Linked DNA regions of Mus musculus: region 2 is linked to region 1. The links are chromatin loops, found by intact Hi-C in ENCODE. Cell type or tissue: left cerebral cortex. All regions are shown on one strand. Links, peaks and the distances in the headings refer to the core of each region. The heading gives the core; the rest is flanking DNA.

Evidence for each region. A loop is a pair of places that touch in the nucleus more often than their neighbours do. Peaks named below come from ENCODE experiments on the same cell type or tissue, not always from the same donor. Only the 100,000 strongest peaks of a DNase experiment are listed, where the experiment ranks them.
Region 2: it touches region 1 in a loop (2.2-fold over the local background); 1 of 42 quality-filtered maps calls a loop at or near these places.

What each region holds. Positions count from the first base shown.
Region 1 is chr2:75,656,909-75,662,584 of GRCm38, reverse strand. Hnrnpa3 (heterogeneous nuclear ribonucleoprotein A3) reads right to left here and starts at 3,326. Exons shown (of 11, transcript NM_053263.1): 1 at 3,262-3,326; 2 at 997-1,119; 3 at 768-914; 4 at 479-689; 5 at 9-98. The coding sequence starts at 3,267. Gm39859 (predicted gene, 39859) reads left to right here and starts at 3,648. Exons shown (of 3, transcript NR_166143.1): 1 at 3,648-3,795; 2 at 4,277-4,366. In left cerebral cortex, for the core only: a CTCF peak has its summit at 2,751; DNase peaks (open chromatin) are centred at 2,779 and 3,483; H3K4me3 peaks cover 2,238 bases; H3K27ac peaks cover 1,540 bases.
Region 2 is chr2:75,829,018-75,834,693 of GRCm38, reverse strand. It overlaps Agps (alkylglycerone phosphate synthase), which reads right to left and starts at 2,517. Exons shown (of 20, transcript NM_172666.3): 1 at 2,183-2,517. The coding sequence starts at 2,481. Gm34861 (a long non-coding RNA gene) reads left to right here and starts at 2,507. Exons shown (of 3, transcript XR_866490.3): 1 at 2,507-2,653. In left cerebral cortex, for the core only: a CTCF peak has its summit at 2,501; a DNase peak (open chromatin) is centred at 2,437; H3K4me3 peaks cover 1,595 bases; H3K27ac peaks cover 1,067 bases.

The sequences.
Region 1 (5,676 bases), core at 1,347-3,846:
CTACTCACCTCTCTGTGATCCAGCAGACTGCATCTCTTGTTTAGAAAGGGCCTTTTTCACTTCACAATTATGCCCATTAATAGTGTGGTATTTCTGAACTATATTTTTTTAAGTCAAAAACAAAAGAAAAGTTATTTTTTGTTTGGAAAACCATGTTAAAGTGAACCCTTTATCACCATGCAATTAATTAAAATATTATTAAGATGGTAGACTGAGAAGAGAATGAGTCAATATTTTAGAAATGTTTCCTGATCTAGATCAATAGTTCTCAGCCTATAGGTTGAGTCACAGACATCCTGCTTATCAGATATACATGGATTTATAACAGTAGCAAAATTAGTTATGAAGTAGCAATGAAAATTTTATGGTTGGGGTTCACAACATGAGTATCTGTATTAAGAGTCACAGCATAAGGAAGGTTGAGAACCACTGACTTAGATGATTTATGAAAACGAAACTCAAATAAATTGTTACTTACCAACAATTTTATCAACTGTGTCATGATCATCAAAAGTTACAAAAGCAAATCCTCTCTTTTTCCCACTCTGCCTGTCTTCCATAACCTCTATGGTTTCAATCTTGCCATACTTTTCAAAGTAGTCTCTCAGGTTATATTCTTCCGTATCCTCTTTAATACCACCAACAAAAATTTTCTTCACCGTTAAATGGGCACCAGGCTTTACAGAATCCTACAAATAAAATAATTATAAGTCAAAAAAACCAAACTGAAACATATCCAAGTATTATACAACATGTTATTAAAATACCTCTCTAGAAACAGCTCTCTTCGGTTCCACCACACGCCCATCAACCTTGTGTGGCCGAGCACACATTGCAGCATCCACCTCTTCAACACAAGAGTAGGTCACAAAACCAAAGCCTCTGGAACGTTTTGTTTGGGGATCTCTCATTACCTACAAATAAATAGTTCAAAGTATTAAATAGTGCTATAGGTTCCCATCCCTTTCTTAGACCATTTTTACCCCAAGAACTCACCACACAGTCTGTAAGTGTGCCCCATTTCTCAAAATGTTCTCTTAAGCTATCATCTGTGGTTTCAAAGCTCAGACCACCAATAAATAGCTTCCTCAGCTGCTCTGGTTCCTTTGGATCATGGCCCTGAGGAAAAAAGATCAATATAGTTATTTCTTGGATAAAATGAAGTTCTGTCTCAAATCTGTAACATCAATATTCCATCCATTTAAAAAACCTGCTCCACGCTGGGCATGATAGTACACACCAGTTAATTTCAGCGTTTGGGAGACAGCTGGCCTGGATTATGTCAGTTCTTCTAGGCCAGTATGAGGTACATAGGGAGTAGGTTGTCTTAAAAACAAAAATATCCCACTAAAATGGTATCTGGGGTCACATTAAACTGAACCCCCAAACAGTCCCAGATTTTTTAAACTTTAAGCTACAACTAAAAAGTCTAGAGTATTTCAGATGTTTCTAACAAATCATTCACTAGAAAAATAAACCCCAAAGACTGCCCGTGCCATCTCCACTGTCCTCAGTCTGCAACACCAACAAACCTGTAATTTTAAAACATGATCTATGAAATGCAACTTAGAAGCTTACAACGGGAAATTAAGAGAAATTCACATTTCCAGCTAATAACATTTCAGTTATTAAAAGACATTCCCAAGCAAATTAGGCATATCCCACAAAACACAGCCAAGACTTAACCCCGTGATACCTTGTGGGGGTTAAAAGGGTGGGTGAGGGTTTTGAGGCTGGCTCTCAAGGAAAGGCAGGCTAAGCTAGCCTTGAACTTGAGGCAGTCCTACCTTAGCCTTTCAAATACTAGGGTAACAGGTGTGCACGCACCATTCACACCTGGTTCCACTACTTAGCTTTCTGTAATCAATTTACCTTGGTTATACCCACTTACATCATATAGTTTCAAGTTATTTCGAATGCGATCCTTACATTCACAAGCGTGTAATTTGGATTTACAAGGTATAGCATATACCGCCTGACCAGAGGAATTAGAAACAAAACCGTAACTGAGAGACTTAGAAAATATCTAGCCTGTGGTTTTCTTTTTGAAGATTTTACTTTCGAGTGAACCGCTTTTAATGAACGCATTAAGACAATTCAACACAAGCCCTTAAAGGGGGCTCACTTTCTTCCATCTTCTGGAAATATTAGTTAGAACATTCAATATGCAGACAGCCACATACCAGAAACCCAACTACCCAAATTCACGTAAAACCCCTTTATTCAAGCCTCGCATAAATGAATTTGACAATACACAAAAAGCATCTCTATACACACAAAATTCTCGTAATCGTGGTATTTTCTAGTGTGGTCGCAGTTCTCTAAAACCAAAATCCAGGAAAACCAAAATCCGGGCCAATCCGAAGTATGAGAAATTAGATCAATAAAAATATTAAGCTCCAAGTAAACACATCTACACTCAAACCCCCGAAATGGTTAAGACTTCAACCACAGGACGCTGTAAATACTCTCATTCCAAATACTTGAGCACAAGCAGCGGGTTAGGAAGCACCTTAAAGCAGCAAGCTTTTCAGTAATGTATCCCCAAATGAGCGCTGAGAAAATCCGGCCCGAGTATTGCGCGGATTGTCATCACCCAGAAGGCCCGCCAAGGCCTAGATCCACGTCGGGAGCACCCCAGCGGAAAGCACCGCGCCCGGAGCCTGGAGGCCATCTGCGGCAGAAACGCCGGGCCGCCTCCCGCCGTCCCCTCCAATCCCCGCGCACTCCTTCTTGGCGGCGTAGCCAGGCGGCGGCCATTGCGGGCCACTGCGCCATTTCGTAACGCGGCGGCGGCGGATCAATGTCAATGCGGCCGCCGCCCGCCTGCTCGCTCGCCCGGATGTGCTCCTCCCCTCCCCCACCGCCTCCTCCCAACCGCTCCCGCGGAGGCCCGCCATGCCGCCCGCGGCCTCGCTAAGTCAGGCCGCGCAGCCCGAGGGCATCCTCGCCCGGCTGCCGAGCCACTCCCCGGCCCCGCCGCGTCTTCGAGGGCTGCCGGTGCGGCCGACCGAGAGGACCAGGCCGACGGAGGGCCCGGAGGAGGCCACCCGGCCCGCTCCCCTCCCCCTCCCACCGCCCTCAGCGCAAAGCGCGGGACGATCGTCCCGGTCTCCCCGGCCTCCCCACTCCCATCGAGCCAAAGCCCCCCCATGCCGGCAACTACCCAGCAACCCCCCGCTCTCCCCCTAATACCTCCTCCCCCCGGCGGCGGCGGCGACGGCCGGAGTCAGGCTGGGGGCGACCGGGCGGCGGTTTTACCTCCATTTTGAGACCGGACTCGCCTCTTCCAACTCGAGTTCAATATGGGACCGAGAGGAAGAGGCGGGGCCAGTCACCACGTGATGTGCTATCCGCGCGCCGCCCGCCCACTGGGGGCGGAGTCATGAGAAAGCGGAGCGCGACTGGTCCACCGCGTTGGCGGGCCGAGGGTGGAGAGCGGGGATTGGGCCGCCGGCGGGAGCGCGCGCGCCTCGCCAACTTCCAACGCAGCGCCGCCTTCGCCGCGGTTCGCGCCCGGCAGCGACGCTTACGTCAGCGGCAGCTCGACCAATGGCGAGAGCCCACGTCGGGAGAAAGCCGCGTGACCGCGCGTCAGCTTAGAGAAAGGCCTTTCCCTTTCTTCTGGCCCCTCTCGCCCCTCCCCCGCGCGCCTGCGGGTCTCCATTTCCGAGTTCACCTCCATTCCAGAGCCAAATGGAAAGTCACGCTTTTCTGACTTGAGACTTAAGGTTGTAAGAAAGCCAGTTGACCATCTTCGCCTCCCTCGCGGCTTTCTAAATGTCGAGAGCCCAGGTTTGGAAAAATGTGACTGCGCCGCCTTCCTGGGAGACCCACACTGCAAGTCGCAGTCGGGGCACGTCTCACGGACCGCAAAACGCGGCTGAGTTACTGCGGTTTTCACCTTAGCAGCTTGCACATTTACAAATTAAGACAGTCTGGGAGGAAGAAGCAGAGCCACTTGGGTATAGAATTGAGAGAATGGAACGATTTCCAACGTTTCCAAAAGGCTTCTGGCCATATAGGCCCTCTACCTGTTGGCTAGAGATTTGTTTCTTATTTAAAGTGGTCATCAGTTTCGAGTTTTAGTGTGCAGTATATGAACGAAATAAGTCGAATCGTTTATTTGCTTAGCAAAGGGATTTGGAACGATTTGGGTTTTTAATCAAATAAAAGCAAACATAGGATTAGGTAGTCTCGAAACACCCACTGTAACGAAGAATGATACCCCGGATTCTAATAGTATGTAAACGCAAACACTGTTTTTATTCTGTAGAAGTCCAGCATGCTGGGGTCTCCCGTTACCAAGATAGAGCCTGAAGTGAGCCCGCAGGACCAATTTAAAGCACCTTAGTGGAATCCTGGGGTAGGTGGGCTTTGTCTTACTCTGTCTCTAGGTATTCCAGAACCATACTAGGGTATGGTGCCTGGAAACTGGCTGAGGAATCTGGGGTGGGGGGTGGTAGGCTGTGTCTTATGCTATCTCGAAGGACATTCCATTACTGGGGCGTGGGGGCTGGCTGGGAACTGCTGACCCATTGTCCTTGTTTCAGGCCAGGTGGTGGGGCAGTTTCTAATTAGCTGCCTGAAGCCTGGGTTTTTAGACCTCGTCTCCTTAGCTGCTAATTTGAAGCCTGTCGTGGACTTAGCCTAGCCTTCTCACAATAACAACTGTAAATTAAAAGTCTACAGATTTGCTAGTCGTGGTATGTGTCACCTCTAGGCTACTCTGAAGGCAGAGGCCCATGCCTCTCTAGCTGGCTATGTGGAGTTTCAGGGAGCCAGTGCTATAGAGTGAGACCCTGTCTCAAAAGAAAAAAAAAATCTGCAGATCTCATTTAAATAAAGTTATTGAGGGTAAGAAAAAAAGCACAATTGACAAGCCTTCTTTTCCTGCAACAAATTGCATATTTTAACATTCTGCATAGCAAACTCCTTTGCAATTTATCTGTCTCTCCCAGTGAAAGATGAGAAATGGATTCAGATGGTGGCACACACCTTTAATCCCAGCAGTCAGACATGAGACCTAGGCCTGGATCCTCATCTCTGCAAACTGGGCAGGTGACACAGCTCCTAATCCCTCAAACCCACAGCATTTAGGGATTGGAGGTGGGAGATTGAAAAAACTCAGAGCAGCCAAGTGTGGTGTCTCAGGACTTTAATCACAGCAACCAGGAGGCAGATGCAGAAGGATCTCTGGGGGTACCAGGCCAGCCTGACCTACATCTAGCTCTAGGATACAGAGACCCTGTCTCAAAAGGGCTCAAGGACATTCACAGCTACAAAGTGGGGTATGAGGCCTCCCTGGGCTACATGATACCCTGATTCTAGTTTGCTTTATGTTGCTGGGTAATAAACGCCATGACCAAAACCAACTCAAAAGGGGAAAATGTTATACTTCCAGGTCATGGTTGTCATTGAAGGAAATGAGGGCAGGAAGTGAAGCAGAAACGATAACCAATCTTTGGCTGGTTTGTTCTCTGGCCCATGCTCAGATACCGATCTTTTTTGATCCTTGGTTTTTCAAGATGGTTTTTGAGAGACCAAATTTTGGGGTTTAGATTCCATCTTAGAAAACCTGACCTAGCTGGGCACTGGTGGCGCACGCCTTTAATCTCAGCACTTGGGAGGCAGAGGCAGAGGCAGGTAGATTTCTGAGTTCAAGGCCAGACTGGT
Region 2 (5,676 bases), core at 1,472-3,971, 170 kb before region 1:
TACAAAGCTAGTTACATAGTTACAGGGCAACCAGGGCCACAGAGAGAAAACCTGTCTTAAAAAAAAAAAAAAAAAAAAAAAAAAAAAAAAAGTAGTCTTACCTATTACATCAGAGCATTGCTATTTCTTCCCTAAATGCTGAAGGCAAAGGCCACTAAACCCATCTTAAGGAAACCTGCCCTGCCTACTTAATTTAATAATGTAGGTGCACATATAAATGTTTAGTCACACAGATACCTGCAAATGAGAAAACAGTCATGTGTATGAAGCCACTAGGAAAAATGAGAAATCAGATACTATAACATCAGTGACACCAGAGGCTAAGTGACTCTCGGCTTTACCCTCTCCTACCACCAAGTAACCAAACTCTGGGAACCTCCTCGTAGTCTTAAAATGGTATCGGATGCCTTAATTCCGAGTCCCAGCATTATGCATTAAAGTTAGGCGATTCACAGCCACTGTCTGTCTTCAGACACAAGCAACTACAGCTATTTGTTGAGAGCTTGTGTAACACAGTACACTGAACATCTTTCAGCTGCAGTTTTCTGTTGCCAAAGCAAAAATGCAAAGCAGGGATTAGTTCTTTGGTTTTTTGGTTTTGTTTGGTTTTGTTTCCGTTTCCTAAAACAGGTCTCCAACCTCCACTCCCAAGTGCTTGGATTAAAGGCTTACCCACCACCACCACATCTGGTTCTACATCTTTCTTAAAATGAGGGAGGGGACACAGCTCTGAGAGAGACAGAAAGTTTATACGGTAAAACAGCCTAATGGAATTCAAACCTAGGTTTGTTTCCAGCCATTACAGTTGCCAATCGAATCTTCATCTCCATTCCAGTGTCCTTTCTAAAAAGTAACTCAGATGTTCTTTCCGTCCGCATCCCTGTCATTCTCACAGCTTCTGCCACACCTGAGTCCGGTAGTTCTCTAGTCCCCCACACTCTTTACCTGTGACCATTCTGTTTGTCTACCACGAGCTTTCTCCCCCTCCAGGGCTGTTTTCATTACAAACTTCAAGATTTACACAGAAACCCCTGGCTCAGAAAAGCCTTTATCCTAACAAATACATATACTCAAAACTAGGGTTAAATGACCATGAGTTTCAATTATCAGCTAAATTTCTTAAACTGTATTATTACTTTGGTGCCCTACAGGGAAGAGCACATTTCAGAATCCCTGCATTTCTGGCACAGTGTGTATGCAGTGAGAACTTAATTACATGGGTTGAATTCATGAGGCAGTCCATTTGATTTGCTTTTGATGTGTAAACTGTAACACAGGTACCTGCTACCTGCAGCACACTTCTTAACCTTTTCTTCTAATTTCTTCATCTGTAAAATGGAAGACTACTGCACCTACCTAATACCTTAGGAACGTAGAAGTAATGGAAATAGCACCATCTCCAGCACTTTGAAAGTACACATTCGAGTTAGCAAAATCTTTTTTTTTTTTCATTCTCCAAGTTTTTCCAAACTGATCATCTCAGAAAACACCATCTCTCGACAGCTTTCATCAGAGACAGAGATTCTCCTCCAATGGTCTTAAGGTTTTACAAACATTCCTCATTCAGACTCTTGTCTTTTAGCTTCTTAAAGGATCAGTAGCTGGAATACCAAAGTCTTAAGTCACTAACGCTTGCAGTCTACTGTATCTCACTCACTCACTCACTGGTTTCCTCCCTTAAAGTTAGAATCCATGACCACAAGGAAGTGGTAACCTACCCTACAGAAACCACTCACACCTCTCCCCAGAGTACCACCATCCCACTCCAGCTTGCTAGCATCCAGGCTTTTGAGAATTCGTAGAAATCTGATTATCTAGTGCAATTTTAAAACTCCTCGTCGTAGATTAAGACAATCCTCCTGCTACCCGTTCCAAGATAGAGAATGAATTTCCAGCCTCCAAAACCCAAAAGAGGGGATCCGCTTAAACCCTTTTCCCACTAGGTCATGAAATGTGTTTCCTTCAAAAAGAGACACCAAAATCCGGCCAAGCCATGCCGCCCCTTCCCGACAGAGTCCGGTGTGTCTGGTCCACTCCCAGCCCGCAAGCTGATGTACTCTCAGGGATCGGAATGCCTTCCGCCCACCCTGCCAACTCCCTGCCCACTCCCGTGCTCTCCTCTCCCACAGCCCAGGCCGCTCACGGCCTCCCGCCGCCAGCTCCATCCCGGGCCGCTACTCACCGCTTCTTGGGGATGGTGCCCGACTCTGGTGCGGCAGGAGTAGCGGCGGGCGACGCCCCGGCCGCCGACGCGGCTCTCCGCGCTTTGCACTCATTGGTACTCGGAGCCTCCTGGGGCCGGCCCAGCAGATGGCCCGACAGAACCCGCAGCCGCCGGCGCGCGCGGCCCGCGTCTGGGTCCCGCTCGCTCGCGCCCGCCTCGCCCGCCGCCGCCTCCGCCATGGCTTCCGCCTTGTGCCGCCGCCCGAGGCCGCTGGGCTCGGGTGAAAGGTCACTCAGAGCGGCGCCCCGCGCGACCATTCGCTGCGGCGCATCCCGGCAGTCACCGCGGCGACTGGCGGCAGGGGCCTTGCGCCTGGAGCTTCAACGGGCTCTGTCCCCGCCCACAGCAGCTTCGCCCCGCCCCTCCCCGCCTCGGCCACGCCCGCCGCCGCGCCTCGCCACGCCTCGTCCTGGCGTACCTGCAGAGCAGGTGAGTTCCAGCGGAGCCCGGATTGGCCCAAAGGGGCAGGAGGAGAGCCAAACTACACAGCACACCCGCAGTTGCCAAACCTATGGGTGTGGCATCTTGGATGTGGCCCGAGCGCCCGGAGGCTATTTTCTGGAACAGATGCCTAGGAGCCTGAATAGTGAGTGGGCCGGTGGTGCTGCTGATCTGGCAATGGAGCCAAACCTGGTGAACTTCCCCTAGGTCAAAACCAATCCTTTAAGCGATAGAGCCAGTGCCCCATCAGTCTCTAGGTGTCTAGCACTGTGTTCAGCACTCATGTGGAAGTGAGAGGACAACTTCCAGTTGTCTCTTTCCACCATGTGTATCCAGGGCATCAAACTCGGGTCATCAAACTTCGTGGCAAGTACCTTTACCTACTGAGCCGTCTTGCCCACAGGCTGTATAAAAACCACAGCCTTCAATCTAATGGTTGTTTTTTTTTTTTTTTTTTTTTTTTGGTTTTTTGGTTTTTTGGTTTGTTTGTTTACGTGAAAAAGTGTTATCTGCAAAAATACCATTGAGTTCGTTTTGTGTTAGCCAACAACTCCTAGGCATGGGGCCCACTCTGAAGTGTGGTTAATATACCTAGTGAGACTCCACTGGCAAAAAGTACTTTTCTTGTGCGGATGGGTACCAATTTCAGATAGCTTTTTGGTTCATGGTGGGACGCTGTGTCCACTTCAACCTCTCAGCTCTAGGATTCCATCTGGCTTGATCCCCTGTACATCCTTTGTGTGCTGTCACAGTTTCTGTGAGTTCGTATGTGAATTAGTTCTGTTGTATACAAAAGACACTTTCTTTGGAGTCATCCATCAGCTCTGACTCTTAGAATCTTTCCTCCTCTTCTGTGTCGATCCCTGAGCCTTGAAGGGAAGGTGTTGGGTGGCTTAGCATCTTTTTATACTTGATTTTTTTTCCAGATAATATAAAAGCTATAAAGGCCTAGTAACATCTATTTTGTGCATCTACCTAAGGTCTCTGTTGAATTCTCTTTGCTCTTCTGACTTTTAAGTCCATGAGAGCTCTGTTTAGGTGACCATCCTCTCACCAGGGCAAACCTGCTCCTGCAGGGTGTGACTGGGGCTGGATGCATGACTAAGAGAACAGATATGCATTCCTGAACATTTCATAACAGAAGAAAGAGATCCTTTGACATCATTCTCTGCTAGAGAAGTAGCGTCTTACTTAAAATAAATCAATAAGTAAACTTCAGTTTGCCTTCCAGTGCTGTGCACATGTTCATAATGACCATCCTGCCTTGCACAAGCTGAAGAAAACGATGCATTCATATCTATTGGCTTGGTAAAAGTCGCCAGAGAAGTTGGAGGTGACTCGGTCCAAGAATTAATGAGCTAAGGGTTTTTCCTAACCGCTGTCCCCTCCATTCATCCAGACATTTCTCCCACTTCCTCATATTTTACTTCCATTATCTTCATCCGGCAAATTCAGATATCACCAGTGACGTTGCTGCAGAGAAAAATAGACTTATCAGTTATTGAGTCTTGATGTTCTATCGCCTCTAGTGCAGATTATCCTTTGACCTTGCAAGAGCGTATTCATCCGCCTGTGCTTCCTTAAATGACTCAGAAACTCTGTCCTCTCCTGCCTCCTTCTGTGCTTCCTTGTTCCAGTGGCCTCGCCGCCATTTTGTTCCACCAACCCCAGTTTCTTTTACTGCTGTTTTGCCTCTGTACAGCTGGTTCTTCACCTTCACTTTTCTCTGTGTGCATTTTCTTCCTAAGCATGTCTGGTCTTCATTTATGATGCATGTCTTTATTTAATTTTTATGTACACATTTCTCTTCCTCCAAAAGGGCCAAAGACTTTGTGAAGGCAAAAGTCATGTTGTAACTGAGACTTACACTCAGTTTATAAGGAGCTCGAATTTTTTAATCTAGGGAAAAGACTAGAGCCACAGATGAAAGTGGTGTAGTTAGTAACTCATGTTTGGTTGCCTCCTCCAATAGTCCTGCGGTGGTCAGTGGAGACCACCTTGTCTTCAACCTGATTCTTGGTCACCGTCCTCCAAGGATGGTATCCACAGACATCAAAGAGTACAAACAGGAGGGACTTTATTACCAATTCGTGATTATCAACTTCAAGCAGGATAAAACAGCTTGAATATCACCACACAGGATTTAAATAAAATAGGTTTGAACTCTTGTTTGCAGCAGGATGCTGTCTGGGAGCCGTGGAAGCTCCAGGAAATGTTTTGTGGTTTGTCTGGAGTTTTTGTTTGACTTCTGCTTGCCTGCTTGCTTGCTTGCTTGCTTGCTTGCCTGCCTGCCTGCCTGCCTGCCTGCCTGCCTGCCTGCTTGCTTGCTTTGGCTTGAGGGCTTAGCTTTGGCTGACCTACAAGTCAGGATGAGATGAGGATATCGTCCAGTTCACAAGATCCCCCTGCCTCTGCCTCTCCTACAATGTTAGAATTAAAGGCCTGTGCCACCTCTACTTGGCAACCTTGGGGCGTGTTACAGCTTTTGGAGGCTGGAAGCAGCTGTTTGAGTAAATTCCTGTCTGCGGCTGCAGTATCTCAGAGGCTGAGGACGAATGAGTCTCCCCCAACCCCTACTTCTTATAGCCATTGGTTGAGTCCTGAGGACAGAGTGGACTTTGCTCCCTGGCCTGGGCAGAAGCCCTGGGTGCCAGGGACCAGCATCTCCACTGACTCCTAAAGGTAGTCTTTCTTTCTTGTCTGCTGAGTGAGCTGCCTGGGAACTGGATCCTCAAGTCTTCATTCAGGCCTCTTCCTTTGAGAAGAACAGGAATCTCTGACTTCTGTGGGCTTCCGCCTGAACTTAGAGGGTACCGGCTAGACTCTGGCTGGCAGAATTTGGGTTTGCAAATAAAACAAGGAAATGAAACCAATCCGGGGAGAGCTGTCAAACCCGATAGAAAAAAAAGGAAGAACCCGAGCCAACCAAAAGTTTCTAAAAGTTCACTGTTAAATCTGCCAGGTCCCCTCCCCTATCTCTGCAGAGGGGAACTTTGAAGAAAATCTGTTGC